Linked DNA regions of Mus musculus: all the other regions are linked to region 1. Evidence: chromatin loops called from intact Hi-C (ENCODE). Cell type or tissue: left cerebral cortex. All regions are shown on one strand.

Region 1 (4,000 bases):
ATTTCCCGCCAAGAAAATCAAGAGCACTGTATCTTTCCCCCTCTGATTTGTGTCTTCCTTGAAAAAAATTCAGCTCATGTCCTCTTTATAAATGCAATATTTCTAAATTTCCATTCCACATCCCTAAATAACATCTATAAGAAACCAAACCAGTCTTTCGTGAACTCCCTATGTGACGTAGGCTGCCCTTAACCTGTGACGACTCTGTTGCTTACCTTCTGAGTGCTGATCTCTGATTGCATTTTAATTTTGATGATCCCGAGAGTCAACTAAGCAGCTCTTCCCTGTTCATGAGACTGTGCTGGGCTGCAGGTGGTCTCCGTGGTAGAGCGCTTGACTAGCATGCACCAGGTCTTGGATTCTAGAACTGAAAGCCAGTGTCATTTGTTTTTTGAGACAAGGTTTTTCTGCATAGCCTTGACTGTCTTGGAACTTGCTCTGTAGACCAGGCTGGCCTCAAACTCAGAGATCTGCCTGCCTCTGCCTACCAAGTGCTGAGATTAAAGGTGTAGGCCAACACTGTGCTCAAACAACCAATTGTTATGGGTTTATTTTTTTTCATGAAAGCATATATAAAGATATGTATGTATATATGCATGTATGTATCTCCTATGAATTTTTACTTCTCTATACACTCTCAACAACAGGGCTTTTTGTCTGATCCTGAGACCAATGATGATCCATCACCTACTAGAAAACTGAAATAATAGACACACAAAACATAAACTCCCAATTTTGGTTACTATATGTCAATAGACATAAAATAATTGTCAAACTGCTATAAAAGACCTCCATGCCTACTCTAAAAGGCCATCCTTGCCCCACAGACTGGTTCACGGCCCATTCTTTAAATACCACTGAACTGGGTCATCAGCAGTAAGTACAGCCTTGCACTACCTGCTAGGTCCACGAGGAGAGCACACAGGACAATGGTTCCGTAAGATTATATGTGTGGTGGCGCATGCTCATAATCCTGGCACTTGGAGGAAGGCTGAGATAGAAAGACCACAAGTTTGAGGCCAGCCTGGTCTACAGAGTTAAGGTGCTTAGAAAAACAGATTATGTGGCCCAGTTACATCTTAATTATCTTATTTTGTTTAGTATGCTCTATATTTTCCCAACTTCAAAATGTCTATTGAGGCATCATTCCTCAGAATGTATTTCAGCTAATCAACACGAACCGTATCTTACAGTTTCCAGTTGAAGATCAAACACCCATCTCTACCCTACCTCCAATCTCAAAAATCCCCTCTGCACAAAAGGCTCCACCTTTCCAGGTCTGAAACCTCCCCTAGACCATACCTCCAACTGTGGGGTAAACATCCACACACATGAGCCTCTCGGGGACATTCTGTGTCCTTTCTGCTTGGTGAACAGAGGTCCTTTTATGCTTTGTTCAGGAACTTCTACCTGCAAGGTGAGGACGGACCTGTGGCCTACTGGGTTGGTGGAGACAAAATCCCCAGCCTGCCTTGGCAGTTTGGTTTTCCCCTTTACAGGACAATGTGCCGCCTATCTGAACTCACTGCTGTTGCTGCCCTCTGCTGTTTCTATTGAGAATTACAGGGTACTGGGTTCCTGGGGCTGCCGGGCTGGTAAAATGCCACGTTTGTGGTGGGGATCCCTGACGTGCATTCTGCTTAAGATTTGATTAAGCATCCTAGAATTCATTTTCGAGGCACCTTCACACCTCCGCCCTTCACTTTGACATGGACATACAACCCGCAGCAGCTTCTGGGTGCTGCTTGCAAATGCAACCACATAGAGCCCAGCCTTCCCACAACTGAATGTTAACAGTCAATTCTCAAACCGTTTTACTTTCTCCTTTTGTTTGTGCCCCATGACATGCCCAGACTGGAGTGGAGTCTCAAATATGCTATGACTTCCATTTCATACACACATGTCCAGGTTGTCATTTCCTGCCATTATGATTTAGTGAGTACTTTAAAAAGTGGCAATTGGCGTGGACCCAGGCCCTTTTGTATGCTATCTGAGGGTTTCTATTGCGGTGATGAAACAGCCTGACCAAAAAGCAAGTTGGGGAGGAAAGGGTTTATGAGGCTTACACTTCAACAGACCTGTTCATCACTGGAGGAAGTCAGGACAGGAACTCAAATAGGGTAGGAACCCAGAGGTAGGAGCTGGTGCGGAGGCCATGGAGGGATGCTGCTTACTGCCTTGCTCCCCATGACTTGCTCAGCCTGCTTTCTTACAGAACCCGGGGCCACCACAATAGGCTGGACCCTCCATCAATCACTAATTAAGAAAAAGCTGGGTCTCATGGAGGTGTCTTCTCATTTGAGGCTTCCTCCTTTCAGTCACTCTAGCTTGTGTCAGGTTGAGGTAAGATTAGCCAGCTCAGCATGTGACTTCACCACTAGCTGCACTCACTCACAGCCTTAAAAATCCCTAACTCTCCGGCCCAGGTACTGCTTTCTCTGCAGTAATTTCCCAACACTCATGGGGACAGCGCCTCACTGCGGCCGTGTTACCTCCTTGGCTTGTTACTGTGATAAAAATACTTGAAGAGACCTCGGGAGGAAGGGCTTACAATGTGAGTGAGCCAGATTGGCACTAACAATCCAAAAAACGAATCAGTAGTCCGTCCCAGACAGCTATATCTTCCTAATAGTTCCCTAATTCAGTCCTTGCTTCCAACTCAGTGCCACCTGGGGATGGACAAAGAACATGCTCTCCGTGACAAATCACACAGGATGCCCCAGTTCTGTCCAGCGGCTCGCAGCTTCCCCAAGCAAGCAGCCTTAACTGACTGCGCGCTTGGCATTCTAGGTCTGAGTAGCTGCCAAAAGGCAAATGGCAGCAACTGCCCCTTTGCACAGTAAACGATGAACAAATGGTTTTGCTTATCCCTCCTTGATCATTGGGGGACCAATAAGTTTTTGTTTTTAAGTTTTAAATATTTGTGTATAAAGGTTTTGTCTGCGTGCATGAGCACCATGCGCGTGCCCCGTACTGGCAGAAATCAGAAGGGGTAGTTTGGAATTCCTGCAACTGGAGTTATTGATGGTTGTGAATCACCACGTGAGTGCTGGGATTTGAACCCGGGTTCTGTACAAAAGCCGTAAGTGCTCTTAATTGTCGAGCTATCTCTCCTGCCCATCACTCAGTTTTTAATAGCTGAGGACTTAACTGATTTGCTTTCTCATGGTCACTTGGAACGTTTGGAAGAAGAAGTGCAGCCCAATCGATTAGCAAAGGCTCGTTTCCGATTTTCCACCGGGCGAGGTGGAAGAAACACCGCCTGAGGGATCCCGGTTTCCACGGGGCAGAAGAGTGCCCTAAGCAAGCACTCTGAACGAAGGGGAGACGATCACCAGGGTTTCGGGATCGAGGTGAGAGGGACAGACGTGGATACTCAAGGGCGCACAGACTCGGCCGCTACCACCTCTCAGGGCTTCAGCTTCACCCGGTTAACATCCACGTGTGGGTGGGACTCCCAGCAGATGTCCTCTGCGCACGCGCATCCGGGGCGACGTCACGTCCGGCGGCGGGAGTTAGAGGCGGAGAGGGCCGGGCCGGGTGTCTCATGGCATCGCTCCCCTCGCTCGCTCGGCCCTGACGCTTATGGTTCCGTCTGCCTGCCGGTAGCACAGCGTTGCCGGGCCGGTTCTCCGCCGCCTCCCGGATCTCTGAGTCTGAGCCGGGTGTGTTTGCTCTACTCGAGGTGAAGCGTGCATACCGGGAGAGCGGGGCCTGGGGCTTCACTGGGTTGTGGGCACCTTTCCCGCAGGTGGAGTCACCTGGGCAAGATTTGACAGCGCATCTTTCAGGGCGACTCCTGTGCCATCACAGTGCAGTCCCAGGAATGCTGTCGATAGACGACAGGGGCAGCGAATGCTTAAAAATACAAAAACCAAAAGAGCCCTCAAACTACAGATTGCATTTTAATCTTTGGGTTTTTTTTTTTTAACAGCTATGAAGAGGCCGTGGAACTCTTTAAAGGCAATTCTAAATTCTAAATAGCTTTTTTCAAAAATGA
Region 2 (4,000 bases), 570 kb before region 1:
CTCGTCAATGCAGATCATGGGCTTTTGGTTATGTGCAGGAAACAAAGAAAGCATGAGAACCATGCGGGATTGGCAGCTTCAGGCCGAGGAGCCAGCTTGCCTAAGTAATGCTGGTGTCTACCCTTTCACTAAGGCTACAGGGTAAGAAAAGGACCTGAGTTCAGAACAGGTCCTCAGCTGACACGTGACCTTCCAGTTCAAACTCCAGAGGATGCTGGAGAAAGACAAACCTGAGAGCATGGGCAGCTTTCAGGACTCTTACTTGTATAGCCAGGGTTGCTTCTCTGGGCATGTTCTAGGAGATGATTTAGTTCAGTGACTATACACTACTGAATTTTCTTAGAGTCACTGCTACAGGGATTCATTAAGCCAAGGTCCATGGACAGGGCATCCAGAAACTAGAACTAGTTGTTCAGTGCGCTGTTATTGTCATTGGCTGAAATGTGTCTCATCACTAGCCTGCCCGCTACTCAAGATTCCTCTGTTGAAAAGCTAACCCTAGTGTTTTTGAGAGATGATTAGATAAGATTTAGATAAGACCTCCCCCCAAGAGGGTGCAGCCCCTGTAAGGATGAAGAAACTCCTGACCTGCCCTCTGTTTGAAGAGTAAGGATGGGGTCAGATACGAGGCAGCCTTCTGAAGGCAGGAAGAGGGCTCTCAGCAGGAAATGAATCTGCTGGCACTTGACATCAGACTTCAGCACTTAGAACCATGGGAAATTATTGCTAAATATTGCACCTCTGCGTCTGTGGATTTTGTTTTTCAGGCAGAACTAAATACACATACAATTATATACACACACACACATATATGTGTGTGTGTGTATTTGTGTGTATGTATATATATAATATATATATATAAACTTACTAACTTTATTTGCATGTCCTTTATACTTCTATGTCCTTTTACACATTTGAAAGGATTGCTCTAGGAACAAATTTACAGATTTCCCCCATAGGATCTACAACAAAGACAACAGGGAGGGTCTTTATTTCCCTGTGTTTGGGTCACATGTCTACATCATGAGAATAGTTTCTGCCCATCCCCCAGGGTGAGGAACACTGTTAATGAGGCTGCAGTTGGTCTGCTTCTTTGGATAGCTCTTCCCATGTAGATCAGCATCCCTGCCGGTCCCTCTCACAGACCCTTCCCTCTGGTTCAGCTGCTATCTGACAAGCATGTGCTGTCTGGAGAAAAGAATGTGTTTGAAGGAGAGGATAGCCAGTCCTGTTTCTGGGAACTTAGCTCCAAATCCTTCAGATTCAACCCTAGTGCGGTCACTTAAACTTAGAGAGACTGAGAAAGGGGGGGGATCCTCATTAGGTTTCAGGACAGTCTGACCTACAGAGTGAATTCTAGGCCAGCCAGGGTTACATGAAAACGTGTGTGTATGTGTGTGTGTTATTTGCATATATTTGCATATAGCTGTTTTGTTTGCATATGCATGAATATATATGTGTGTGTATATATATATACACACACACACAAAAACTAGGTCTTAACAGCAGTAACCTTTGCTTGAACTATCACAATAATTGACCCTTTGCAGGACCCTCCTCCAGGTTGACATCTGGTAAAAGGGAAAGTTAATGTTGATTCTTAACAAACCTCTGGGCCTATTTGTGAGGGAAACTCTTTATTCGGTTAGCTGAGGTGGGAAGGCCCATTGTAAGTATGGGCTGTGCCACTCCGTGAACCAGGGTCCCGGGATAAAAAGGAGAGAGTGAGCAGAGCATCGGCATCTGTCACTGTCCGACTCCTGATGGCAGATGCAGCGTGACCAGCTGCTTCACTTTCTGGCTGTCATGGCTTTTCCCGCCATGATGGACTCTGAGCCAAAATAAAAAGCCCCTCTTCCTCAAGTTGCTCTTGTCAGGGAAGGAAGAAACGAGCCCCCGCATTCCAACCATGCCAGCAGTGCTCACTAATGATTTGAACTTGAAACAGCTGTCAACGCCTTGGTCTTCGGTTCCCTCATCCGGCACGTGGTTAGTTACCATTACAAAGGCTCATTTCCAAAATGTTGACGTCTGGCCTGCACTGTCCTTCACCTTCTCAACTTTTAAGAGTGACCAAATTTGAGCTTTGTCGTTGTAATACTACTGGATGACAACCCACTTTCATAAATGGGAACCTTGGCTTCTAGAAGAGAAAACCTACAAGTTCGAAAGTCACCATTTAATACCGATCTAAGCCGCACAGACCAACAGGGCTCGCTTTTGAACAGGCTTGCTCAGTATGTTTGGCTTGCTTTGTTTGGCTCGATCTGCAGGCTCTGTTTCACTACACCACCGCTAGGTGGCAGGAAAGCGCCACACAGCTCTAGATTTGCCACAGAACCCTAAGAACAGCTGCTTTGTACTGGGTCCTGAGACTGGGGGAGGGGCTCACAATTTTAGCCAGTGATCAACTGTGCTGGAGAAAGAAAGATAGATTTGGGGGTACATTGTAGAGAGGGGACATTGTAGGGAGTTGTATGTTGGGGGACCTGTGTAATTTCTCTTTTCATGCTCTCTCTTTCTCTCTGTCTCTCTCTCTGTCTCTCTGTGTGTCTGTGTGACTCTGTCTCTGTCTCTGTCTCTCTGTCTCTCTGTCTCTCTCTCTCTCTCTCTTTCCAGAATATTTGTAGCACAGATAAAAGTGAATAAGAACATAACTCAAAGCATCCTGAAAGAAAGACCAATAGAAGAAGGTGAGATCAGCTCTTCTTAGCTCCATTACCTTAAGGAATCAACTAATAGCAAAATAAAATGGGTTTTTTATTTTTATTTTTAAAGTATGAGCCAGCTCTGTTTGGGGGAAGCCATTTTTCTTCCCCTAGAACAAGAGGCCTCATGAAGTGTACATAGGGTGTGCTGTGTGGTGGCATAGTCACAGTGACCTTTCTTTTAGGAAAGTTGTTGATGAGTGGAAGTGAGACGTGCTCTAAGTCGGCAGAGTTGTTCCTCACGGAAGTTCTGCTCAGTGCTCTCAACCCGAGTCTGCGACTGCATGCTGGTCTTCTATCCCTGACTCTGGAGACAATCAACTGCACGGAAATTCAAATTTGAATATCAAAAGAAAATGACAGAATCTTCAAATGAGAAAAAAAGAAATATACACTGTACAAAGCCCCTCGCTTTTGTCTGGCATCCTTAGACACAGTGGGGAACGATTGCGTTTCTGTGTGTTTGGGGACGGCAGGATGAAGACCCTGTGTCTGGGGCTCTTTTCTTTAGCAGCTCATCAGAGAGCTAAGGAGTGACAGAAACGCTGCCCTCTGGGAACATCAGGCAGTTGCTGCAATCCCTGTAGATGCTTAGAAGCAAGCGTTTATGGAGCTGCTAAGCAGAGTTTCTTTAATCCCCAATTTCCCTTTTCCGGAACCAGTTGTTGTTGTTGTTGTTGTTGTTGTTGTTGTTGATCCCAGTTCTAGGAGATCTGATGCCCTCTCTTGACCTCCATTGGCTCTGCACTTACTTGGTGCACGTACAAGGGCATTCACACACACACACAGACTCTAAATACATACATACATACATACATACATACATACAAAATTTTTTAAAGAAAAAATTCCAGTGGAAAGCTGGAATGCCATTATCCCGTGACTGCCGTGCAGTTTGTGGGCTGAGACTTGTGCTTATTTTTTGCGACCTGGATAACAGAAGGACGAAGTGTCCTCTGTGCATTTTGTATTCCTCGCTGGTTCTAACTGCGCTATGACACGCTTGTTATTTAGATTTGCTGAAAGTCTACAGAAGTCTTTGAGATGAGATAATTTTATGCAGGAGAGAGCACCAAACTAAATGTAAAACTCTAAGCCTCTTCCAGGTCCTGCAACCTTGTCATGTTACTCTATGGACTACCCTGTCTCCGCCCATGTGTGGAGGGGGATGCTGGTGGTCAGAAGAGCGGGGAGGCAGAGGTGAGTCTGAGGACTGCCTAAGCTACACAGGGACACTGTCTGTCAACAGAATAAATGAGCCACTTTACCACCCTAAATCTCAAGTGTCCTGA
Region 3 (4,000 bases), 190 kb before region 1:
AAGAATTAGGTGTGGGTAGGAAATAGTATATAGGGAGATATGAAGGGAAGCCAGGGTTTCAATATCTATGTGAGTGAATATCTTATGTGGACTGTCAGTGTCTTCCAGGCAGCACAAATCATGGAGAAACTAAAGGGTGTTAGTTGTGAGATGTTTTTATTTAGGTTTATTTGTTTTATGTGTGGGAATGTTTTGCTTTGGTCATCTGATTCTTGAAAAGCAGCAGGCTTTTGGGTTCGTGACTTAGACAGGATTACTGAGTGGTCTGGATTTTTGTCCTCATTCACTGTGGTCACATGGAACCTTACCTGGTGATGGTGTTTTATGGCATGGCTTATATTTAACAGAGCACCAAGGCCTATCAGTGGCAAGAAAGCCACCTACTTTTAGAACTGAGCAGGGTACCTGAGTGGGTATTTCTCAAAGGAAGACACTGGGACCATGGAATGAAGCCACAATGAACTATCAGCACAAATCTGCTGGAATTGGCTAGTTATCAAAAAGACAAAAGCTAACATTAACAAGGATGTGGATGAAAAGGAACTGAGATACTGCGAATGTCAGTTAGCATAGCGGTTTTGGTAATCAATATGGAGATCACTCAACAACTTCAAACCAGAATTAGCACGTACTCTAGCAAGCCCCTCCGAGCTTGTTATGAAGGGATTGAAGGTCAATGTGGGCAGGAGAGAGGTATCTACACTTCGATGTTAATTTTGGTGTTACCCACATGGAAACAATCTAGGTGGCAATCAACAGAGGACTAAGGCAAGTGTAGCCTGTGCACACACAATACAATATTAGAACAAGTTCTCGGGCTGGGGAGATGGCTCAGCGGTTAAGGGCACCGACTGCTCTTCCAAAGGTCCTGGATTCAAATCTCAGCAACCACATGGTGGCTCACAACCATTCGTGAGGAGAACTCCCTCTTCTGGCGTGTCTGAAGACAGCTACAGTGTACTTACATATAATAAATAAATCTTTAAAAAAAAATGACCCTGCTAACCTAAGTGAAATAAGCTAAGCAGAGCAGGGCAGGTGGACCGATTTCACACGAGGAGCATAGAAAGGAACAGAATGGTGGTCACCAGAGGCTGGGTGTGGGGAACAAGATGGGGGCATGGAGATGTCTGTCAAGGGCAAGTTTGACTGGTCTTTTGTAGGGCACAGCAACCAAAGTTGATAATGAAGTGATGCACATTTCAAAACTTTAAAACGAGTGAACTCGTAAGGTTCTTACTAAAAAATTTCGAGATGACAGACACATTAATCAGCTTAGCTATCTCTTCTTATATATAATCCATGCATTTATCAAAAGTCCCCACTGCAGCCCAGCAATATACACTACCAACTGAAATGCAGGAGTAGGCACAGGGCAGAGTGCATGGCAACTGTCCTGCAGAAACGTTCACAGGCCTTCCATAAAGACTTTTTGGACACCAAAAGCTCCCAAATGAGATCAGCACCCCAAGAGTCCCAGGCCTTGACACCAACCCTCTCCGCTCATACCTGCTCAGGGCTACCTGCCTTCTAACCTAAAGGGTACAGCCTGGAACCCAGCTGATCACCTTTCCCAACACGTGCGTGCCCACCCTCCAGCCCCCACCCTCGGAGGGTTTTCGGCCCACCTCTGCAGCTGTCGCTCCTGAGCTCCCATCTTCCCAGAGTTGAAAAGTGCGCTACCCCCAACCCTGCCCCCCTCTCAAAAACTTTGGGGCACCATCCTCCCGGCTCGTGGCTGCGCTTTGACCTTTCCCCCTTTCTCTGCTGCCACGATCACCACATCCTGCCGGCTCCACCTTCAGGTTGTGTCGTGATCCTACCCTTTCTGCACTCCCACCGCCACCACTACAACCCGTCCCTGTCACCTTAGCCAAAGTGCCCTTCCTTCCGGTCACTGCCTTCCCGGGCCCAGCTGCTCCCCTAGGTTTCACTCCTACGCCTGGCCCATCCAGCCAACCACAGCGTCGCCGCCGACCCCACCGGCACCCCATCGCGCATGCGCGGGATGGGGCGCGCGGAGCCGAAACAAAGCCCAGACCCCCACCAGTGCCAGACACGCACCTGCAAAAAGCGGTGGGGACCGTGGAGCAGGAGAGGCCTGGGGCGGGGCGCTCCACGTCCTGGTGCCAAGCCCTGGCTGCAGCGGCCCCTGCCGGAGACCCGGAGCGCGACATACTATTGGTGGGACCACGAGTCAGTGGAAGGAGAGGCGACTTGCATGTGTCTTTGTGACCTTCCAAGGCTCATTCCACTGCCCAAATAGGTCAAGAACTACCTACCGCCTGCTCTGTGGCCTCCTTGAGCACACTGGGGGATGCAATTTCAGCACAGAGCTTAGCAAAATCAGAGTCGATTCCCCTGAAAATCTGTGGCCTGGCGAGTCGGTTCCGGGCTAGCCCAAACTGCTCCAACACAACCTAGAGGTTATGATCACTACTGCTGGTGCAAGATCGACTAGCTTTAGGGACAGACTTCTCTGGTCAGGCTCATCAGCATGGCTTTTCTAATACTTCAATTGGTGATGGAGCCAGGGAACCAGAAAGGGAAATAATCCGAGAATTTGGGAGCAAACAGTTCACATTTATCTTTCCCAGGTTAAAACTCAAATGTCGCTGGGCGTGGTGGCGCACGCCTTTAAACCCAGCACTAGACTAGGGAGGCAGAGGCAGGCGGATTTCTGAGTTTGAGGCCAGCCTGGTCTACAAAGTGAGTTGAGTTCCAGGACAGCCAGGGCTACACAGAGAAACCAAAAAACAAAACAAACAAACAAACAAAAAATCTCTCCTCGCCTCTCCTCTCCCCTCCCCCTCCCCCTCCCCCTCTTCTCTTCTTTTGGTGTTGGAGATGTTGAACCCTGCACCTTTCTCGTGTTATGCAAGCACGCTACCACTGAGCTACATCTCCAGCTCTTCAGTTGCTTTTCATGCTTGTGACAATAACTGCCACACACGTTAATTCTTTACTATCAATACGTGGAGGACAGGGAGAGACATTCAGCTTCTTATTGCATATGTAGCCCTCCATCACCCACGGGGTCTGCCATTTCTTTCTTTCTTTTTTTTTTTAATTAGGTATTTTCCTCATTTACATTTCCAATGCTATCCCAAAAGTCCCCCATACCCCCCCCACTCCCCTACCCACCCACTCCCCCTTTTTGGCCCTGGCGTTCCCCTGTACTGGGGCATATAAAGTTCGCAAGTCCAATGGGCCTCTCTTTCCAGTGATGGCCGACTAGGCCATCTTTTGATACATATGCACCTAGAGACAAGAGCTCCGGGGTACTGGTTAGTTCATATTGTTGTTTGAGACGCTGTATTTCATCAAAGTCCAGGAGACTTCCCCCACATCCCAGCTCTGATGCTCCGGCCACTCTAACCTTTCTTCTAGGCTTGGAAAGGCCACCTTTTCCCAACCTCACCTCACACAAGAGATGGTCTGAAGTGGAAATTTCAGGTAGTGTCATGTGATGCAGACTCACATGGTGTCTTGCTGAGGCAAGATCCATGGAAGGACACCAAGAGCTTTGAAGAGAGTATAAATAGGACTCAACAGAATGGGGTGAGATGCTTGCTTAGCTAGCTTTGCAATGCTTCATTGGTCTCCAGCCTTTGCTGATCTTTGCTTCATTGATGGAGTTACGGCAAAGAACGTTTCCCGGTGTCCCAGCTGATCCAATTTGGTGTAGGCCTGGTGGTTTCTGCTGGATCCTGCTGCCACTGTTGATTTGTGTTTGGTATCCTGACACTACAGAACTATATTGCTGGTGTCCTGACAATAGTGATTGGAATCACCCCCAAAGAACCACTTCTAAACAGGTCCACATCTCCTTGTCTTGTTTGCTATTTTTCTCTCCCCAACCTTTGAACTGTGGGCTAGAAGGAGGGTCAAAGCATTTGAGAACCCTGATTAAAAGTAGGTTTTGAAAAAATCTAAGCTACAATGTTTCCTCGGTATTTTGGAATCAGTGGCCAAAAAAGTGTCCGAGGACAAGAAATGG
Region 4 (4,000 bases), 390 kb before region 1:
GGGGATACAGCCTCCGTCCTGTGCCCATGAATCCTGCAGCCTGAGAACGGAAAGCATGAGAGATGCGTCGTTGTTGCTCTTGCAGACGACCGAAGTTCTGTTCCCAGCACCCATGTCAGGTGGCTCGCAGCCATCTGTAGCTCTAGCTCTAAGGTGATCCAATACATCCGGCCTCTTCATGCCCTGCCTCTCCGCACCCCGCCCCTCCTCCCCCCCCCCCCGCACCCCCCCTCCGTGTGAGCTCTCATGTGCACGCGCGCACACAGATACACATTTTAAAATGATTTTGTTAAAAGAAAAGTGAACGCTAAACAAAACAGATGCGAAGAACAGAAGTTGGAGTCTTTTCAGGACATTGTGGAGCACCGATTCAGGCCTGAACCGTCAATCTCTAATCGTGCTTTGAAAGAGTAAATAAATCCCTACTTATTTAAGCTATCATAGCTCAAGTTATACTGTTATGTGCAACTAAAATGTCTCAAGGAACATTCTAGGAGCTGGGGAGATGGCTGTGAGTGAAACTCTTGCCTTGCAGACGTGAAGCCAGTGTAAATTGCTGCCTGCAGCGGTGTGTAACCCTTTCAGTGAGCACCCTCGCTTACTTATCGGGCCAGGGTCATCCGAGTGAAACCAGGCTCAGATTGGAGGAGCCCCAGCAAGACTGAGGCTGTGACAATTTTATTGAGAGCCATCAGACTTTCTTTCTTTCTTTTTTTTTTTCAGTAACAGAATAAAATGGCAATTGCCAGGATCAACAGTAGCTGTGGTTGCCGGGATACAACAGTTTACAAGCCGTACAAAGGTACAGGACACGAATGGCTAAGACCAACTGTCCTGTCAAGCTTCCGTGCTTCCTTGACTTCCAAGAGAACATACAAAACACACAAAGCTGCCTGAATGTTTCACTGTCTGAGAAAGGGCATCATTGCTCAGGAACCGAAAGACATGTTGTACCCCAAGGAGCCAGGGACTGTAACCTGAAAAACCTATGACGCATGCCTCTCAGCGCAGCTAGGCCAGGCCAACCCCATGGTTCCCTGGACCTATCAACACTGAGATGTGAGGCAGACGCAGGTTGGTCCCTGGAGAACATTGCCCAAAGAGCCTAGCCCACTTGGCAAAGTTTCAAGTCAATGAGAGACCTTGCCTCACACAAAGGACGACTCGCTTCACATTCAGGCACACACATACACATCACCAACATATATGCGCACCCACACACAAACACATATATGCACAAAGACATTTCTGAAGGGTATAATACCCTGTAGAGTTATACGTTTCTTCTTACCTGAGGCTCTTTGAATTCTTATACAGTATAAATCATCAAGCGAGCCTCTATTCACTGAGCGTGTACTGCAGGAGTGATGGACGGCTCATGATCTCAATCTCTTTAAAATAAAACTTGTATCACTCTTGGCAGACTCGGTGTGGGGTCTTTATGGGTGCCCATGCTCTCAAATAACACGGGACAGGCCATTTAATCTTAACTTTTGGAAGTTAGACATTCCCATACCCCAATCTGTTACCAGAGAAGCATAATGAGGCTCCGTGAGCCTATCCAGAAACAAAACTGGGCAAACCTGGATGAAATGGTGTTCCCTGTCTTCAACGAGTTTATCTTTTTCCTCTTGTGGAAACGTGAGCAAGCACACCCTTTTGGAAACATCAAAAGGGAACGATATGTCTTTTAAGTTCGAAATAGTTTAAGCACGGGAACACGGAGAATGTTTAAACACAATGAATTCTTGAGAAATTTTGGAATTACCAGCTGGTGCTGCGGGAAGGAACATGAAGGGAGCTCACAACCAACAGGGGACTTGGCGTCCTGGAGAGTGAGAGAACGCTCCCCCTGGTGGACAGATTTAGGGTTGCAGGGAGAGTGAGGGATGACTAAGACCTTCTTTTGTTTGTGCTATAATTATCCTCGCAAAATTCAAAAGCATCTGGTGGTGTTTTATACCTTATGTAAGTGATGTTTTGGAGAAATCTCATAAATCCACACTGAGTGGCCAGCGGCAAAATGAACACAGGTCTCCAGGATGAAAGCTGCAGTTTCCAGAGGCTTGTGGGATAGCTCAGTTTTTCCAAAATGCTGTCAGTCTTCTAACTCCGAAAGCTCCACATAGAAGAAATTAACCAGCCTCCCTTGGAAAATATTTAGGGTAAAAATTACATGTATACTGTATGCTTTAACTTCCTTTGTCAACTACACTGGCTTTAGAATCACCTAGGACTGTGGTTCTCAACTTTCTTAATACTGTGACCCTTTAATAGAGTTCCTCACGTTATGGTGACCAACCAGAAAATTATTTTCTCTTACCCCTTCCTAACTATAATTTTGCTGCTGCTAATATGCAAGTTATCTGATATGCCACCCCTGAGAAAGGATCGTTCAACCCCTCCAAAGGGGTCCTGACCTACAGATTGAAAACTGCTGACAAACCTTTGGGTGTGTCTGTAAGGGCGTGTCAAGGGTAGATTAATTGTGCTGGAGAGATGGCTCAAAGGTTGAGAGCTATTGCAGAAGACTCAAGTTTGGTTCAGTGGCGCACAACTATCTGTGACTCCAGTTCCAGAGGATGAACGGTCATCAGGCATATGGCTGGTGCACAGACATATATGAAGGCAGAACATCCATACACACTAAATAATAATAATGATGATGAAGAAGAAGATGATGATGATGATTAAAAAAAAAACATATAACAAATGTTCATGGTGCATTACCCGCTTCCTAGCATGTCTGTGATAAAAGGAAGGAAGGAAGACACCAAGCAAGGAAAGGCCAATCAATAGACCACTAGACAAAGCAATAGATCCTTGCCTAACAAAGTATTGATTCCTGGAAGGCCAAGTGTCTATTTTCTCTCTTATCTTTATATCTAATTTGTTGGTCTTGCAGATACAAAGAAAATTAGAGCATTGTTTACAGGTGTGACACATGACATCTTGGCAACATTTCAGTGTTTAGCAAGACATGGCATAGATAGATCATGATCCCAATTTTTTATCTAATTGACTAGAGAGACCACACCACAGACACTCCACACTGAAGCTACAGTATTTCAGTGTAAAAAATTTACCAAGATTGCATGATTTTGGGTTTTGGGGCTTTTTTTGGGGGTGGGGCACGTTGAGGCAGGGTTTCTCTGTGTAGCCCTGGCTGTCCTAGAACTCATGCTGTAGACCAGGCTGGCCTTGAACTCAGAAGTCCACCTGCCTCTGCCTCCAGAGGGCTAGGATCAAAGGCATGACCACTGCCCAAAGGTTGCATGAAATTTTTAAAATATTAAATAGAAATACCAGCTTGGAATAATTTTGATAATTGCAGTTATTTGGTCCTTTAATAAAATGTTTCATAGTTTTAATGGAAATTTATGTAAGTTATTAAAACTATAAATTTAAGTATTTTTATACTTAATATTTTTGATGTAAGTCATTCAAATTGTGTTCAATTTTTTATTCCATAATTTTAAGGAGTTTAAGTAGTTTTCCCTAGTTTAAGAAAATAAATTATGTAAAAAAAAATTTCACACTATAACATAGTGATTTGCTGAAATAAGAGAAAAAATGAATTTATGGAATAGATATAAACACAAAGACTATTTTTATTAACATACTATTAAAATATATATTTTGGAAAACATTATTACCCACACCCACATCCCATCCCTGCAGAGGACCAAATGTGTTCTGTTTCTTATTATCCTATTCATTGTCTTTAACATTGTGATACAGGTTAGTCACGGAATCCAGGGGCTTGTGTGGGTACTTTGTCAGCACGCAACACTGTCTGTCCAGGAAGAGGAGAGAATGCCTTGCCCTTGGTTAATTTGAACCCAGCTACATTGTATTCACACACATTTCTTGAAGTGTTTCTTAAGTCATGGTTCATTCTTCTTTAATTTTTTGTGGTCCATTTAAATTTTATATTTGTCTATTTTTAATTTAATTAATATTCGTTTATTTATTAACTTTTTGAGAGATTTGTTTTAAG
Region 5 (4,000 bases), 370 kb before region 1:
CAGAGTAAAAGAACTGGTATGTTCCTTTATTAAAAGTAAATCATTAATTTATTTCTTTTTAGACTGGAATGCTTGTTGAAGTCTTACTCTTATATGCAAGACACAAATATCATTAGACACTTGTAAGAGTTCACAACTTGATTTTAAATTCTAATTGCATTCTAGATCAGGACTTAAATTTAGTTTCACAAGTAACATTTAAATTAAAACGTCAAACAGAATTTGAAACTTTTATTTCAAAGATAATAGAGTGTATGTTACACAGATGTTTATAAGACAGTTACACTCAGTCGTAATCTATTAAATGCTGATTTAATCCCCACAGCCCTAACTGAAGTTAGCTGATTTTATGACTTAGGTAATATTACCATCATATTACATTCTACATTGAACTTTGATAAAGCTTATTTCTACATTGTCTTTTAAATGATATGAGTAGTTGTGTGTTTCAATAGATAGATGTTGCGTTATTCTGGTGGGGTTGGTTGGTTGGTTTTTGTTTTGTTTAGCTTTTTCGCAGTTCTGAGACTCAGACTCTAGGCTTCATACTTTCTACTGTGATACCAGTGACACAGAACCCCCGACCCCTCACCCCCCCCACACACACTCTCTTTCCCTGGGCTACAGTACCCCTCCACACTCTATTGACTTTTTATTCCTGTCTGAGTTCTCCCATCTTCTTGCTCAGACCCTCCTTAGCTTGAGTAACATTAAAGGTACCTTTGTTACTTGTGGCGTAAGAAGGCTAGGGCGTGTGGAGCGTTTTTTTTTTTGTTTGTTTGTTTGTTTGTTTTTTTTTTTTTTTTTTTTTTTTTGCAGTAGCAAGACACGGCTCCCATGCAGAGGAAACCGCACAGCTCTTCCTGCTCTGGTCACTGCTGAGTTCGTCTTCAGTCCTTATGTCCCAGTGATGCCTGAAGCTAGAACTCAGACAAGTGTGTGATCGCATCTGAACTGCCTTGCATTTCAGCGGTTACACTGAGCTTTGTTACCCGGAATAATGGCTGTCTCTAACGTGATGCTGTGGGGTCCCAAGGATCTAGTCACGTAGCCTATAGAAAGCTTCCGTGAACTCCTTGACTAGTGTCTAAAAGAGAAACTCTTTGCTAGGTTTTGCTGTAATTCACTTGGTTTAGGAAGGTAGTGACGTGGTTGTGCAGAACCGGGGTGGAAAGAAATATATCTCAGAGACTGGGAGAGCTCCAGGGAGTAGAGATGCATAAAAAGTAGAGGATTTACCAAGGGAGGGAGCCGGCATCAGTGCCCTGAAGCACAAGGCAGGGCTGCGTGGCACCACTAATAAATGTCTGAGCTCCGTAATGCAGACGCAGACAAGGGATTGGAATTCTTTATCTTTTTGGTAAATTAGGACTAAGGTTGTGACTCGGTGGAAGAGCACTTAACTGGGCATGTGCAGAGCTCTGGGCTTGATACTCAACACAGCCAACAAAAAAATAGGCTGTGGTAATATTTACAGCAGATTTCTACAGCTGGTCCAGAGGTCCAGGAGATAGAGCCACAGATATGTGGTTTTTTTTCAATTGTGACATTGTGGAGATGTAGGCCTTTCTTTTCCCTGAGTATTTGCTGCACACTGCACTCTGCCCTCTGCTGGTGATCTGAGGAATTGCACTGATCTGAAACCCAACTTATGTAATCAGCTAGGTTCCTTGGTCACGGGCTGGTCCTTAGTTCAGGGTTCCAGAGTTCGGGGGCGTGTTTTTACTTCTGACCACTGCATTTTTCCATTGATTGCTCCAGTAGTTTGAAGACAATATTTTATAGGTATAAATTTTTAGGTACTTGAAGGGCATCTAACATTTTTCCTGATAACATTGTTGTCTTTAAACTACAGGTTGTACAGGTTGCCCTTTGCTAAGTTAGATACTAATGCTCATTACTATGGAAACATGTCTGATTTTTATTTTATTGTCAACAGAGCAGTACTAAGTTTTTTTTCCTAGCATTAATAGCTAACAGCTTTCAGGGACGTTGGGCTGCGGTTTCCCACAGCAGAGATTCTTTTGAGTGTTGTTAAGACAGCCTGGGAAGCCTTGCTGGGTCTCGTGCATCCATGTTATTCTTTACAGCAGTAATATATCTTGTTACAGAGTTATATTTCTTGAGCTATTTTTTCCCAATATTATACTGCTTCTATAAATGTCAGTGATGTCTGTCATACTTGTAGTTATGGGAGTATCATTCCTAAATTAAATGGTGCCCCTCCCCTTTATCAGCCCTTCCAAACCCGAAGGCACATAGATCTACACCCATATTCATGGGACTCAAGAAATGCTGTTCTAATCGTAGGCAGGACCCAGTGATGTCACAGCCAAGAGATTTTAAAAAAATAAAATAAAACAAGAAAGAGAGAAGAGAAGTGGAAAGGGGCCACACACCACACCATCAATGCCTTGGTTTCTTTCTGGTGCTGTGAGAAACACCATAACCAAAGGCAGCCTGGGGAGGACAGGGTTTATTTCCGTTTACAGCCTGTAGTCACCATCGGAGGAAGTCGGGGCAGAGACCTGGAGGCAGGAGCTGATGCGGAGGCCATGGAGGGATGCTGCTTACTGGCTTGTTCCCCATGGCTTGCTCAGCTTGCTTTCTTAGAGAACCCAACCATCAACACAGTGAACTGGGCCTTCCACATCAATCATGAAAACGCCCCCCAGGCCAGCCTGGTGAGCCATTCTCACAACGGAGGATCCGTCTTCCCAATGACTCTAGCTGTGCCCGGGTGATATTAAGCCAGCCACACAGTCAGTGAATATAAGAAGCTTAAACTTCAGAGAAAGAGCAGGCGGGCAACAGTGATCAGGGTGTCGGTCTCCTGTTAGATGTTCCAGGACACAGTGAGGACTGCGTGTTTAAGGCACCGGAAGGAATGGATGAGACTCTAAGCATGCCGCATGTTTGTTTCAGTACTCGCTGAACGAGAAGAAGATGCTGGAACTGAGGACTGAAATAGTGTCGCTGGTAAGGACTTAGGTTGGATTTTCTGCTACTGTTTTCGTCTTTGCCTCTCCCTGTGCTTAGTTTTTAACCAACGTCTGGCATGTCACAGGACGATGTGCACATTTAGTTGGGGATCTTTTTCTTTGTAAAATATATGCATGAGTTACCAGTTACCATGAATAACAATTTTATGTGCATAATTTAGTATCATGTTTTAAAGATGCGTGTGTGTGTGTGTGTGTGTGTGTCTGTGTGTGTGTGTGTTTCTTTCTGTATATATTACATAGCTTAGCAGGAGAGTGTGTCTGTAGCTTATGGGATGGGTGATACCCATATTGTGTTGCCTGGGGCCTGTGCTTCCAGATCATCTGTAAGACAAGAGGACCTTTCTCTGGAATGGCTTCATTTCCTCATTATTTGCCCACATTGGTATCCATAAGAAACTACTTGTGCTTGAATTTTTAGTAAAATATTCTCAGTGTTTATACGCATCAGGATAACAGCCAGGGTCAGTGCCCACTGAGGGTTAGATGTGCTGCCTGGAGTTGCCTTATGTTTGGAGAAGGACATAAATCAGCCCCTGGTAGCTGTGCCTCATGTTAATAAAATACTTGATGTCTGACCTGTGCGAGAAGACAGCCTGGAACAATGTGACTAGAAATAGTATCAAGACAGCACTGTCGCTGTCAGATCTAAGGCCGTGTTCATGTGTCGGCAGAACTTTTGAGTCCACCGTCCCCTTCAGGGGCTAGCCAGGGACCACACATCAGTACCATCAAGGCCAGTCTGGCCTCCTAACGCCACAGCAGCTTAAGCAGTCTCTGGTTCTCAAAACCTTTTTCATGGAGGTCATCACCCTTGAGTCTCTGGATAGCTCTTACAGGGCAAGACCAGTGATGGGCTGTTGGTTTGTTTCATTTCTAATCCCCTTTTTCCAAACAGAACAAAACTGAGACAGGGGACATTAAGGGCCCTGGGCAGTGCACTGTGACCTGAGGACATCAGAGCCAAGACTAAGTCCCAGCTCCAATTCTCAAACCAG
Region 6 (4,000 bases), 550 kb before region 1:
GAAGGAAGAGAGGGAGGGAGAGAGGGAGGGAGGGAGGGAGGGAGGGAAAGAGGAAGGCAAGCCCATTCAATTAGCTAAGTCTAAATGCATCGTCTATGTCATGGTGAATACTGGTTAGCCTTCAGAGATTCAAATCCTGCTCTACTTATCTTTGTTTACTTCCCAATTTGTTGAAGTCTTTGTTGAATTAACTAAAGAATACAGCATAAAAAATTAATTTAAGTCCAGTGAGGTAAGGTCCCTGTAACCAACCATATGTCTATTAACAAGCACACTTCTGGGCTCTGTCTGTCTCCAAGTGGGAGGACCACACGAGAGCGATCCACATGGCCTGGCCCAGAGGTCATGTGATGTTTTCTTCAGGCACAGTGCCACCCTCTGCCTCTCCCCCACTCCATTGCTGGCAGCTCCCCATGCTCTCTCCCACTGAAGTGTCCCCTATGTGTCGAAGACGTTCTTGGCAGGGCCTCCAACCAGAGGAAAAGTTGGCCCTTGTGAAAGATCTATATTAGCTTTCCGGAGAAACAGAGATGTCTGACCGATGGAGAGACCACAGAGACAGCCAGTAATTAATCTTCACGGAGCTTCGGATTCTTGGCACAAGCTTCACGAGCTGGCATTCAGTGTGCATGTTGACAGGACTCCCTGATTCCTCCACACGTTGGATAAAAGGTAGACGACCCTAAGGTGAGAGCAATTAGCACAGTCTACAGCCCGGATCTGCGGGATCCTGAGCACAGGACTTCAAAAGGCCTCAGGTTCCCCAGAGCAGGTGCCGAACAGCAGGAAGGTCAGTACCTGAGCAGACATGGGGATGTCTCTTTCATCAGGTGGCAGAGCCATCTCCCAGCTGACTGTGTGGGGGAAAAGCTACCGTTTGGCTTTAGCATAATAAAGTCCCTTTACTCCTGTATCTTGTGTGTAGTCTTGGGTGGGGAAGGCAGCCAGTGATCAGGGTTCATCCATCTCTTTAATTCTATTCCCTGTCCCAGACCCAGAAAACGGAACTCACAGGAGACAGGACATCGGATCTTTACAGGTGACCCTTATCTCCTAGGCCTATCTGCAAGTACTTCACAGTAGAATAGGCGGGCCAAGATCCCTTAGAGAACAGGGGATGCTGGGACTAGTGACCCAGAACAGGTATATGGTTGGATGTTAAGTCAAAGATGGCGCCTGAGTTCCCAAGGCATTGCTTCCCAATCACATATTATTAGATTAATGTGTTTAGGCTCAAAGGGTTTATCCATTTCATGTGTGTGCTTATGAATGAATGTGCATGTGTGCACCACATGCATGCATGCATGCATGAGGCCTTAAAGATCAGTCAGAAAGAGGCATCAATGGATATGCTGGATCCCGAGGACAGATGGCTGTCAGCTACCACCTGGATTCTGGAACTGAACCTGGGTCTCCTGGAAGGGAAGTAAATCGAGTTTGTTTGTTTGTTTGTTTGTTTTTACCTGCTCAGTCATCTCCTTGGCCACTACAATTAAAAACGTAACAAAACAACACCCATTTCATCTTTTCACCCATTTTTCTAAAAAAGCAAGATTTTCTAGCGTGATGTCGACATAAGCTGTAGACCCAGGTGAGCGCTGAGTACCCACTGATTATCTATGAATGTGGGTCATTATTTTGTCTTTCTTCAGGGAAGTCATTGGGGGCAGGGTCTGTGTTCTGACCACTAGAGGGCAGCTAAGAGCAAGACACGGGTCTGAGATGCAGCATTTAGGAGGAATGACCTCAGGCAGAGCAGAAACAGCCCAGCCCTTGTCAGGTGAGCGAGCCATACACTTCCTCACACACTTCTGAGTAGCCTTTTATTACTAAGTTGACATTATGCCATAAGAACCCGATATGCTAACATAAGAATGCTATGTGAGAACGGAATTCTGAGCAGAGACTTGGTAGTCAAGCTTAAGAGAAGATAGAGATCAGTATGGAAACAAAACCAACACAATTCTCTCGGGGCTTATCTGTGAAGCGGAATAAATCATTCCCCTGCAGAAATCAGAATTCAGTTGCGTCTCACAGCCTGAAGAGAGTTCATTTTGAGCGTGTTCCTGGCTGACCCATCTTACTGAACCACCTGGCGATTTGACCCATGAATCCCTCAGCTGTTGTGGGTGTGCTATGGGTTCCATCATGGTTGTAGTTGGAAAAGCTGATTTTTCACAGGCAGGGAAACTGTTTTTTTTTTCTTTTAACCACCTCTAATCTCCAACAATTAGCCTATGGTGGTCATTTTTGCATTGCTCTAACACACACCCTACGACAGCGATTCTCAACCTTCCTAATGTTCCTCATGTTGTGGTGACCACCCCTCCAACCATAAAATTATTTTTGTTGCTACTTTCACAACTATAGTTTTGCTACTGTTGTGGATCGTAATGTAAATATTTGTGTTTTCCAATGGTCTTAGGCAACTCCTATGGAAGGATCATTCAACCCTGCAAAGAGGTCAGGACCCACAGGTTGAGAACCCCCTGCTCTAAGGTGTCATCTCTCCATCGTTTCAATGTCCCTGCGGTAACTGAGGAGCCTGAGTATCTTCCCAGGCATCTTCACTGGCCTGCCCTTTTCTTGGTGCAAACTGAGTGAATCCCTCAATGGTGGGCACTACCACCTCTCTCCCAGGGTTTCTGCTAGGGGCTTACAGGACCGCAGATGTTGAAAATAAACAAAACAAAACAAAACAACAACAAACCCCACATAGCCTACGTCCACACCAACAATGTTTTTCAAGTACTTGAGTACTTTCTATTGTCCCTGGGCAATGTCACAACAATGGAATTTAAGCATCTTAATTGGCTCTGGGTTTAATTTCAGAATCAAAAAAAAAAAAAAAAATAGGATGTCTGGTTCAATAACCTGAGAAGAGGTTGGCTTAATAGACAGAAATAAAGAACCAGAAAAAAAGCTGATCGTTTCAAAGTCACCGTCCTTTGTAAGGTGGGACAAGGGGACAGAATAACAAGAACAGAGAGACTGGATAACAGGGTTATTTCAGGCCACGTCTTTGTGTATGGATTAAAATTAAAACCAATGTAAATTCATCAGCATGCGGATTGAAACTGACCTGTTTCGGATAGTTGGCTCTTATCTCTCATTTTCCTTGAGAGGTCGGATAAACAGCTTAGTTTCAGCTTGATGATGAAGGCCTTGGGCATGAGTGATTCCATTTTAAATTATAACCCGGTGTGAAGTGGGGGGGAGGGCCTAGGGAAGGAGCTGAGCTCATAGCAATGGCCTCCTGGGATTTCCGCTTAGCATTCTGTGCTGGGTTCTAGCATCTGCACATTATTTATGTTCCCCTCTCCACAACCTAGTTAACAAGGTGGGGACTCATGCCCGTACCATTTTTGATAGGATAGAGACTCAGAGAGTGAAGTCAGGAGAAAGCTTGGGCCTGCGCGGATAGCTCCGCCAGGAAAACACTTGCCATGGAAGCTGGATGACCCGAGTCAGAGCCCCAGAACTGGCATTAACAAGCTCGGTGTGTTTGGGCAGGCAGAGCTCCATGGGTTCAAGGACAGCCTGGTCTACATAGTGAGTTCAAGGACAGCCAGAGCTAAACAGTTTATTCTTGGGAATAAAAAAATAAATAAATAAGCTGGGTGTGGTGACCTTTGCTCATAATCCCAACTCTAGGAGGCAGAGATGCAAGGATCCCTGGAGCACGCTGGCCAGCCTAGGCTACTACACAGTGAGACCAGGCTAGTGAGATGCTCTGCCTCAAGAAGAAAGACAAATGGTTCCTAAGGAACCTGGGTCTCCACACATGCCTGCCCTCTCTCTCTCTCTCTCTTTCTCTTTCTCTCTCTCTCTCTCTCTCTCTCTCTCTCTCTCTCTCTCTCTCTCTCACACACACACACACACACACACACACACACACACACACACACACACACACAGAGCAAGAGAGAGAAGGAAGAGGGAGAGCCTGAGTAAGCCCTCTAGCTTCGCTGGCTTTTATCACCAGTTTCAGAAATGATAT
Region 7 (4,000 bases), 200 kb before region 1:
GACACTGGAGCAGCCCCAACCCCCACCCCCACCCCCACCCCACCCCCGCCCAAGCTCTTCCTGCCACTGGCTGCTGCTCTCCAGGGATGCCTCTGGGAACCTTCTTTCTTCTTGGACTCTAGAGGCTCTCTATTCCCTTCTCCCCTCCTGGGCGGGAGGAATGCCAGAGCATCCCACAATTTCACCTGCTTCAACCTTTCGGAGGAAGGAAAGGACAGCTGCAAGGCTCGCACTAAGGTGGTTCATTTTGTCTTCATCTAAACAACCAAAATGTCTGAAGCCTGCATCGTGTGCCAGCATTCTGGGGCTGGGAGCATCACAATGGATCCAACACACGGAGTTTGCCGCTCTCTAAAACTAGGGATTTCCAGGATGAGAAAGATGCCTAGGCAGTTAAGAGGGCCCAAGCATAGGGCCAACATTAGGCTATGCACACTCCCCTGTAGCTGCAGCTGCAGTGGACATAATGTCCTCCTCTGTTCTCAGAGGGCGTCATATGCACGTATGTACCACTCCCACCCACATACACACAGCTAAAAATAGAAATGAAATAAACATGTAAGACTATGGATTTTAACGTAACTGAAGAAATAGTGCTATCGTTTGCATCTGCACTATCTTCTCAAGGCCCAGCTGTGGGAGATACGGCTGCCCGCCCGTTTGGTGGAAGCAAAAAGCTGTGAGCCTTTGAGAAGAGAGCTTCGGCCTGATGGGAGAGCTTAGGTCACTGGGGATAAAGCGAAGCATCGTGAGAGGCCCTTGTCGCTTCATCTTTTTTTTTGGTTCTAAGCCATAGCCTTGCTCTGCTTTGTGTTCCCCATGCTCATGGCCATGATGTGTCTTCTCAAGACGGGCCCCAACGCCACAGGGCCAATGGAACATGGACGAAAACTTCCCAAACTTTGAGTTAAAATCAACCTTTTCTCTTTATAAGCCGAACATCTCAGATATCTCTTAAAGAAACAGAGAGGACTTCTATATGTATAGTTTGTGGCTATGTGCATGTAACATGTGCAGATGTGTACATGTGCATGTATATATGTATTGTTTATAAGTACCTGTAGCTATATGTATAGTGTCTGTCTGTCTGTCTGTGTGTGTCTGTGTGTGTGTGTGTGTGTGTGTGTGTGTGTGTGTGTGTGTGTAGCTGTATATAGGTGTGTAGTGGCTATTTATTTATTGATTTGCCAAAAGCTAGAGTCATCTGAGAAGAAAGATCAGTTGAGCAAAGGCCTCCATCAGATTGGCCTGTAGGCAAGTCTGTAGGACATTTTCCTGATTAACAATTGATATGGAAGAGTCCAGCCCACTTGGAGTAGTGGCACCCCTGGGTGGTTGGTACTGGGTGATATAAGAAGCAGCATCCCCCACCCCTCCCTTGGCCTCTGCATCAATTCCTGCCTCCAGGTTTCTGCCTTGGGCTTTTGCTTTGCCTTTCCTCGGTGATGAACTGTGACCTGAGAGTTGTAAGATGAAATGAACCCTTTACTTCCTCAAGTTGCACCATGGTCTTTCAGAAACCTAACCAGGGATAGTATATCACACAGAAATGTCCTGACTTAAAACCATGGTATTGACGGTACAACTTCATCCATCTGCTAAAACTCACTGAACTGTATGCTAAACATGGGTACATTCATCCATGTCTATTTTAACAAACTAATAACCAAATAATAAAACAACAGACCAGCCAAGCAGGACTGGAGAGAGAACTCAGTGGTTAAGAACACTCCTCTTGCAGAGAACCCAAGTTCAGTTCTCAGCATCCACACTAGATGGCTCACAATTGCCTGTACCTCTAGCTTCAGGGGAGCCAGCGCCCTCTTCTGGCTTCCTTGGGAACCCACACATATGTACATATACCTATACACAGATACACACATACACATAAAGAAGATCAAATAAATAATAAAGCTTTTTAATAATAAATTCATTCAACCCCACAGAACTTATGTTGCAGTGTTCTTCATGTCATTGTTTAAACACCAAGCTCTGAGCCTTCAACAAGTTTCACAGAAGTTTTATAGTGTTTAATACTTAACTTCCAATTATCTTCGTATATTTAGCTTTACATCTGAGGACCCAACCTCAGCGTGAAGGGAGTAAACAATTGTCGCGAGGTGAGATCGACCACCCAGAGAGAAAGACGCTCCCTGCGGAGCTGCCTGCAAGCCGTGTAGAGAAGCTCTGGGGTCCTCTGTACCACATAGGACACAGTTTTGGGGTCACACTGGTTGAGGCAAGCTTTCCAGCAATCCAACTGATGAATTATCCCACTCCTTATAAGTAACACCCCCCCACACACACACACACTCATACTCCCGTTAGTAACTACAATAAAAGACTCACTACGTCACCAAATTGGACAGTGGGTACACTCATTACTTTGGTCTGTCAGGGGCTCCCTTTCTGGGGTGAAGTGTGTGTGTGTGTGTGTGTGTGTGTTTCATACACATAAGTATGCAATTGCATACACCTATGAAGCAGAAGTATTCAGGAGCCAGAGACTACTGAGCATCTTCCTATTTTTCTCTGCCTTCTTGCCTTGAGACACAGTCTCTCAGTGAACTAGAAGCTTGCTGTGTAGCCTCGGCAAGCTTTCAGGAGCCTCCTGTCTCCCCTTCCCAGGGCTGGGTTTCATGCATGCGGAGCCGTGCCTGCCCAGCCCTTTCTGTGGGTGCTGGGATTCAGACTGAGGTCCTCAAGCCTGATGCTCACACAAGTGCTTTTCCGTATCGCCCGGCCCCAGATTTGCTCCCGTAGTCATCGGGGATAGAGACTGTGTTGACAGCAAAACCAAGAGGAGAAAATGGTCACTGCCCGTCTCCAGCACGGCCCCTGCGCTTCTGTGTGGATGCTGGATCGGAACTCCGTAAAAGCTTCATTCAGAAAAGCCTTTGGTGTTCTGGAAGCGTTACTAACCTGAGCCTGCCATTTTCTCCAGTAACCTCCAGCGCCTCTGAAAGTGGGAACCCCACTCTCCGCACTAACGCCAGCCCCCGAGATGATGGCTATGTGCTTGGCGTTCGCAAAACACTTCCGAAAGTCTGCCATATCTAAACAGAAAATAAAACCCGTGTCAATCCAGAGTGCCAGCTGGACATTCATATTCCATATCACCTTTGTATGTCATGAACCTTAACACCAGAAAAAAGAAAAAGTATACTGTACAATACTCCAATAGTAAAAGACGGCTCAGCTAATAAGAGCACTCGTTGCTCTTGCAGAGAACGGGGGTTCGGTTCCCAACACTTACATGGCAGTTCACAACCATCTGCAACTCCGGATCCAGGGGATCTGGTGCCTTCTTCTGATCTCTGTGGCCAGCAGGCACACACATGCAAACATACGGGCAAACACTCACACATATAAATAAATAAATCTTAAAAAATATATATATTTTGGATATTCCAATAAAAAGTATTCCTCAGGGCTGGCGAGATGACTCAGAGGAAAGGCATTGTCACCAAGCCTTGATGACCTGAGTTCAATCTCTGGAAGCCACGTGGTTTTAGGAGATGGGACTTCTACAAGTTGTCCTTTGACCTTGAGACACACCATGGCACACACATGTCCCTCTCCCTTAAATAAATAAATATAAACGTTTTTTAAAAACATTTCCTGCATCATGAAGATACAAGCTTATACACTTGATGGGTGGGTGCGTGGCAGCCTCTCCAGGAAACGAGAGCTTTGGGCACTCATTGGCTCAGCATCTCAGCTTCACTTCGATACCTCCTTGTGATCTACTATACTTAGTCTTTCTATACACAGTTCCCTGGGCTGCTTGGTGTGCATAGCCTGTTGTAGAGCACAGATGTAGAGATTTAAAAGGTTCATGGATCCAAATTTCCTGTGGAAAGTCAAGATAACGCCTTTGTGTTTATGACCAGGCTGAACTGAGGCCAGGTAGGTACCAAATATCTAAAATTCTCGTCCTAGTCGCGTGCCCTGTGGAAATCACGCTAAAGCCCTCTCAGCACCGTGGCCCATGGAGACG

Evidence for each region. Hi-C counts contacts between places; a loop is a spot of excess contacts. Peaks named below come from ENCODE experiments on the same cell type or tissue, not always from the same donor. Only the 100,000 strongest peaks of a DNase experiment are listed, where the experiment ranks them.
Region 2: a loop joins it to region 1, with 9 times the contacts of the local background. A loop is called at or near these places in 24 of 42 quality-filtered maps.
Region 3: a loop joins it to region 1, with 2.7 times the contacts of the local background. A loop is called at or near these places in 2 of 42 quality-filtered maps.
Region 4: it touches region 1 in a loop (3-fold over the local background); 22 of 42 quality-filtered maps call a loop at or near these places.
Region 5: a loop joins it to region 1, with 4 times the contacts of the local background. A loop is called at or near these places in 17 of 42 quality-filtered maps.
Region 6: a loop joins it to region 1, with 7 times the contacts of the local background. A loop is called at or near these places in 24 of 42 quality-filtered maps.
Region 7: a loop joins it to region 1, with 2.8 times the contacts of the local background. A loop is called at or near these places in 4 of 42 quality-filtered maps.

Annotation. Positions count from the first base shown.
Region 1 is chr13:43,170,994-43,174,993 of GRCm38, reverse strand. Tbc1d7 (TBC1 domain family, member 7) reads left to right here and starts at 3,493. Exons shown (of 8, transcript NM_001252639.1): 1 at 3,493-3,685. It overlaps Gm40929 (a long non-coding RNA gene), which reads right to left and starts at 3,172. Exons shown (of 4, transcript XR_873309.3): 1 at 3,152-3,172; 2 at 1,303-1,410; 3 at 216-367. In left cerebral cortex, CTCF peaks have their summits at 1,556 (motif pointing left) and 2,463; DNase peaks (open chromatin) are centred at 1,541, 2,512 and 3,507; H3K4me3 peaks cover 1,267 bases; H3K27ac peaks cover 1,086 bases.
Region 2 is chr13:43,738,132-43,742,131 of GRCm38, reverse strand. No RefSeq gene overlaps it. Among named protein-coding and RNA genes, the nearest start is that of Gm20751, 23 kb to the right of the region's middle. In left cerebral cortex, a CTCF peak has its summit at 2,293 (motif pointing right); a DNase peak (open chromatin) is centred at 2,299.
Region 3 is chr13:43,363,609-43,367,608 of GRCm38, reverse strand. It overlaps Sirt5 (sirtuin 5), which reads right to left and starts at 2,074. Exons shown (of 9, transcript NM_178848.3): 1 at 2,065-2,074. In left cerebral cortex, CTCF peaks have their summits at 940 (motif pointing left) and 2,147; a DNase peak (open chromatin) is centred at 2,076; H3K4me3 peaks cover 1,259 bases; H3K27ac peaks cover 1,029 bases.
Region 4 is chr13:43,563,414-43,567,413 of GRCm38, reverse strand. No RefSeq gene overlaps it. Among named protein-coding and RNA genes, the nearest start is that of Mcur1, 5.2 kb to the right of the region's middle. In left cerebral cortex, a CTCF peak has its summit at 1,856 (motif pointing left); a DNase peak (open chromatin) is centred at 1,871; H3K27ac peaks cover 1,239 bases.
Region 5 is chr13:43,544,667-43,548,666 of GRCm38, reverse strand. Mcur1 (mitochondrial calcium uniporter regulator 1) reads left to right here. Exons shown (of 9, transcript NM_001081059.3): 6 at 1-16; 7 at 2,926-2,979. Among named protein-coding and RNA genes, the nearest start is that of Mcur1, 14 kb to the left of the region's middle. In left cerebral cortex, a CTCF peak has its summit at 1,618 (motif pointing left); a DNase peak (open chromatin) is centred at 1,626; H3K27ac peaks cover 750 bases.
Region 6 is chr13:43,723,628-43,727,627 of GRCm38, reverse strand. No RefSeq gene overlaps it. Among named protein-coding and RNA genes, the nearest start is that of Gm20751, 8.8 kb to the right of the region's middle. In left cerebral cortex, a CTCF peak has its summit at 1,678 (motif pointing right); DNase peaks (open chromatin) are centred at 419, 916, 1,702 and 1,955.
Region 7 is chr13:43,370,888-43,374,887 of GRCm38, reverse strand. It overlaps Sirt5 (sirtuin 5), which reads right to left. Exons shown (of 9, transcript NM_178848.3): 3 at 2,923-3,056. Among named protein-coding and RNA genes, the nearest start is that of Sirt5, 7.4 kb to the right of the region's middle. In left cerebral cortex, a CTCF peak has its summit at 1,809 (motif pointing left); no DNase peak of the experiment used is centred here.